Regions from separate parts of the Homo sapiens genome. Here region 1 is linked to region 2. Evidence: read pairs that join two places in POLR2A ChIA-PET (ENCODE). Cell type or tissue: HepG2. All regions are shown on one strand.

Evidence for each region. ChIA-PET counts read pairs that join two places held together with the same protein. Peaks named below come from ENCODE experiments on the same cell type or tissue, not always from the same donor. Only the 100,000 strongest peaks of a DNase experiment are listed, where the experiment ranks them.
Region 1: POLR2A ChIA-PET joins it to region 2 with 5 read pairs; 5 of 35 experiments call an interaction of 5 or more read pairs at or near these places.

Annotation. Positions count from the first base shown.
Region 1 is chr19:38,692,095-38,694,594 of GRCh38, forward strand. All of the region lies in intron 1 of ACTN4 (actinin alpha 4), which reads left to right. Among named protein-coding and RNA genes, the nearest start is that of ACTN4, 46 kb to the left of the region's middle. RefSeq lists enhancers at 1,625-2,216, 2,186-2,245. In HepG2, no CTCF peak of the experiment used is centred here; a DNase peak (open chromatin) is centred at 1,527.
Region 2 is chr19:38,762,611-38,765,110 of GRCh38, forward strand. No RefSeq gene overlaps it. Among named protein-coding and RNA genes, the nearest start is that of LGALS7, 9.7 kb to the right of the region's middle. In HepG2, no CTCF peak of the experiment used is centred here; a DNase peak (open chromatin) is centred at 1,441; H3K4me3 peaks cover 1,184 bases.

The DNA of each region.
Region 1 (2,500 bases), 71 kb before region 2:
CCAACTGCGAAGTCAGAGCTTTTTCATGCAGGCTGAGAAAACTCCGAATAAGGCAACTTCAGGCCAGGACATAAGACGCATTCCATATTTCACTGTAATTGCTTTCAAATTAGGTTATGTCGTCATGTAACAGGCACACACAGTGCACTTGCTTTGCCCCTGGCTGGGGTTGGGTCCTGGACAGGCTGCCCCGTGTGTCGCTGAACTGCCGCAGTGCTAGCCCTGATTGCCTGGGCAGTAGGGCTGTCTGCGTCCCACGTTGCTGCACCCATCTAATTTGTGGCTGTGTTATTGTGACCTGCTCGTTTTCTGTTCTTTCAACCTGCTTCCTGGCTTTTATCTCCTTCAGAATCTGGTGGCAGTGGATCTTCAAAAAGTGCTCAGGTGTGCAGTCTCACAGGCCAGAGGCTCCACGGGCCCCCTTGCCAGGGCGAGCATCTCTGCCTGTGCCGCTGGTAACCCAGATTCCAGAAGGCTTAGCCGTCTGGCCCTGAAAGCGCCTTTATAGTTGGTGATGAAGCCCATGGGCTGGGGAGCCGTTTCTGCTTTCAGGAACTGAAAAGATGCCCCAGTGGGGCTAGGCCTTGCCTGAGGTCTGGCAATAGCCTGCCAGATGGGTGATAAGAAGGCCTACCCAGGTGATAAGCCTACCCAGGAATAAATAGCTGTACCTCCCCTGTGTCCAAGCCCTGGACACCCTTCCCTAGGACCCATGGAAGCAGGAACCATGGGCAGCGTCAGAGGCCACAGCAGGCAAGGTGGAAGTTCAGGAGGTGGGACGGCGCCCTCCCCCTCAAAGCAACTGATGCCCCAGCGGAGCGACAAACCCTACACGGTATTTCAGAGCCAAGGTTTGAAAACTCCCAGGGTGCTAGGGAGCTCCGTCTGGCCTCCGGGTACCTGGGGTTGGGGCTGGCTGTGGCCAGTTGCAGTCAACCCTGAGCCTGGGCAAAATGCATGCAGGCTGGTCCTCCTGGGTGATATCCTGCTAGGCGGGTGGGCAGTGTACACGGCAGAAGAGGGTTGCGGCATGAGGCAGCAAACGTTTTTTTCTAAAATCTTGTCAAGCGTGGGGTCCGTGGAATCCACATGTGAGCATCAGCCTGGTGGGTGGGGAGAGTGAAGCCTGCGATCCAGTCTGGATCATGTGCTACACAGTGCAGAGCCGGCATGCTCACCCCTCCTGAGGGATCGCTCGAGCCTATTTCTAGGCCCAAAGCGACTTTGCAAGAGACTCCCTTTATTCTGGGCTTAGTGGAATTCCAGCTTCCAACAGCCATTTCCCTCCACCCCCTTCAGTTCTGAGAACATGTTTTGTAACAGGAAGGCAGGAAGAAAAGAGAAGGCGAGTTTGTTCAGCTGGGTCAGCCGCATCCCACCAAGGCCCTTTCTTCCCTCCAGCTCACCATCGCTCTGCCCACTGGAACCACTCGGTTGCCCTGTGTCTGCCGAATGTTTGTTTCTTAATCAGCGCCCCAGAGTAGAGAGGGCTTTGCCTCTTCGGGTTGAGGGAGGGAATCATTGATGAATGGCTCATTAAAGCCCACTGCTGCCACATTCCTGGGTGCTTAGGTCACCTCCTGAACAATATCCATCATTCATTCACCTACCGCCCCACATCCTGGCGGCTGGGAGGGGTCCCTGTGACGCAGGAAGGACTTTATGACCAGAGATGCTAGGTCTCCGTCTCCCTCCTGCAGCCCACAGTGACAAAGCAGAAACTGCTCTTGGGGCCCCCTGAAGCCCGCCTTAGCTGGGTCACCATGGGCCTTGGCACACGGAGGGGTGACAGTGGATCCCAACTCAACTGACAAGCTTGCCTTTCTCTGTTCTTCCACCCCCCTTCCCCGCACTCACACCCTGTGCTATTTTAGCAACCAGAGAAGCCTCTTTAATAGGCTGCCCGTGTGCAGGGGCAAGCTCTGAAGCCTCCTCTCTGTGGTTTGGTTCACATGTGTTCTCAAAGACAGATGAGTCCACATCCTTCCTTCCTCCCTAGATAGGTCAAGGGCTGGGTGCAGGCTGCCTTCACAGGAGGGCCAGGGACAGGCTGGGAGGAGCGGGGCCACCTTTTGCGAAGCGGGTGATCTGCTGGGGCGTTGCTCTGCCTGCCTGCCTTGTTCTCTGAGTTTACCTCTAGCTTGGGGACCAAGGGTGGGCTGGGGCCTTCTTTTTTTTTTTTTGAAACCGAGTCTTACTCTGTCTCCCAGGCTGGAGTGCAGTGGCGCGATCTTGGCTCACTGCAACCTCTACCTCCCAGGTTCAAGCGATTCTCCTGTCTCAGCTTCCCGAGTAGCTGGGTTTATAGGAGCCCGCCACCACGCCCAGGTAATTTTTGTATTTTTAGTAGAGACGAGGTTTCACCATGTTGGCCAGGCTGGTCTTGAACTCCTGACCTCAAGTGATCCGCCCGCCTCGGCCTCCCAAAGTGCTGGGATTACAGGTGCGAGCCACTGCGCCCGGCCCTGGCTGGGGGCTTCTTGACCTGACTCTGCTGTCT
Region 2 (2,500 bases):
GGGAAAAACACTAACATGGTACACAAATTTTAAAAAATCACAGGGGAATATTATGAACAGATTTAGGTCAACTAATTAGGCAATTTAAATGAAATGAACAAATCCCTAGAGAGACACAAATTACCAAAACTGACTCAAGAACAAAATAGAAACACAGATACAATTTTTGTACAAGTATCCATTGAAATGTATTGAAAAATGAAAATGACATAGAATAAACAAAACAATTTTGAGAAAGGAGAACAAAGTTGCAAGGCATATAATGTGACTTTAAGACTCACTATTCACTTTGGGAGGTCAAGGTGGGTGGATGGCTTGAGCCCAGGAATTCCAGACCAGCCTGGGCAACATGGCGAGACCATGTCTCTCCAAAAAATACAGAAATTAACTGGGTGTGGTGGCATGTGCCTGTAGTCCCAGCTACTTAGGAGGGTGAGCCCAGGAGGTTGAAACCACAGTGAACTGTGATCGCACCACTGCACTCCAGCTTGGGAAACAAAGTGAGAATCTGTCTCAAAAAAAAAAAAAAAGAAGAAGAAGAAGCCAGGCGCAGTGGCTCATGCTTGTAATGCCAGCACTTTGGGAGGCCGAGGTGGGCAGATCACCTGAGGTCAGGAGTTCGAGACCAGCCTGACCAACATGGTGAAATCCCATCTCTACTAAAACTACAAAAATTAGCTGGGCATGGTGGCAGGCACCTGTAATCCCAGCACTCAGGAGGCTGAGGCAGGAGAATTGCTTGAACTCAGGAGGCAGAGGTTGCAGTGAGCTGAGATTGTGCCATTGCACTCCAGCCTGGGTGACAGAGAGAGACTCCGTCTTTTTTAAAGGAAAAAAAAAAAAAAGGCCAGGCGCAGTGGCTCACGTCTGTAATCTCAGCACTTTGGGAGGCCGAGGCAGGTGGATCACAAGGTCAGGAGTTAAGAGACCAGCCTGGCTAACACGGTGAAACCCCGTCTCTACTAAACATACAAAAAAATTAGCCGGGCGTGGTGGTGGGTGCCTGTAGTCCCAGCTACTCTGGAGGCTGAGGCAGGAGAATGGCGTGAACCCAGGAGGCGGAGCTTGCAGTGAGCAGAGATCACGCCACTGCACTCCAGCCTGGGCGACAAAGTAAGACTCCGTCTCAAAAAAAAAAAAAAAAAAAAAGAGAGAAAGACTCACTATAAAGCTACAGTAATCAGGAATATGCTATCATGATAAGGATAGATATATAAATCAAGGAATCAGAAGAATGATTAAGTCCAGATTTAAAACAACAAAAATGGTCAATTAATTTTTAACAAAATTGCCAATATAATTCAATGAGGAGAAAAAACAGTCACTTCAACAAATGGTGCTGAAATAACTGGACATCTATAGAGTGAGAAAAGAACCTTGACCCTTAACTCATACCACACACAAAAATTAACTAAAAATAACTAAAAATTAACTAGAAATAATATATTAACTAATGAGACAAAAATTAACTAAAGTTAGGCCGAGTGCTGTGACTCACGCCTGTAATCCCAGCACTTTGGGAGACCAAGGCGGGTGGATCACCTGAAGTCAGGAATTCAAGAACAGCCTGGCCAACATGGTGAAACCCTGTCTCTACTAAAAATACAAAAATTAGCCGGGCGTGGTGGCGGGTGCCTGTAATCCCAGATACTCAGTAGACTGAGGCAGGAGAATCGCTTGAACCCGGGAGGTGGAGATTGCAGTGAGCCGAGATCACGCCATTGCACTCCAGCCTGGTTGAGAAGAGTGAATTTCCATCTCAAAAAAAAAAAAAATTAACTAAGGTTTAAAAACTAAACTTAAATGCTAAAACTATAAACCTTCTACAATAAAATGTAAAAAGAAATCTTTGTGACAAATGTTTCTCACGAAGATTTCTTAAGCAAAGATTTAAGTAGGTCACAAAAGCACACTACATAACAGAAAAAATAACTGATAAAATGAACGCCATCACGATTAGACTTTTGTTCTGAGGAAGACATCTTTAAGAAAATAAAAAGGCTCGGTCAGGCGTGGGGGCTCACCTCTGTAATCCCAGCAGTTTGAGAGGCCGAGGCGGGTGGATCACCTGAGGTCAGGAGTTCCAGACCAGCCTGGCCAACATGATGAAACCCCATCTCTACTAAAAATACAAAAATTAGCCAGGCATGGTGGCAGGTGCCTGTAATCCCAGCTACTTGGGAGGCTGAGGCAGGAGAATCACTTGAACCTGGGAGGAGGGGGTTGCAGTGAACTGAGATTGTGCCACTGCACGCCAGCCTGAGCGACAGAGACTCTGTCTCAAAAAATAAAATAAACTAAAAATAAAGAAAATGAAAAGGCTAGCCGGGCACGGTGGCTCACACCTGTAATCCCAGCACTTTGGGAGGCCAAGGTGGGTGGATCACCTGAGGTCAGGAGTTTGAGATCAGCCTGGCCAATGTGGTGACAACCCGTCTCTACTAAAAATACAAAAATTGGCTAGCGTGGTGGCGGGCGCCTGTAATCCCAGCTACTCTGG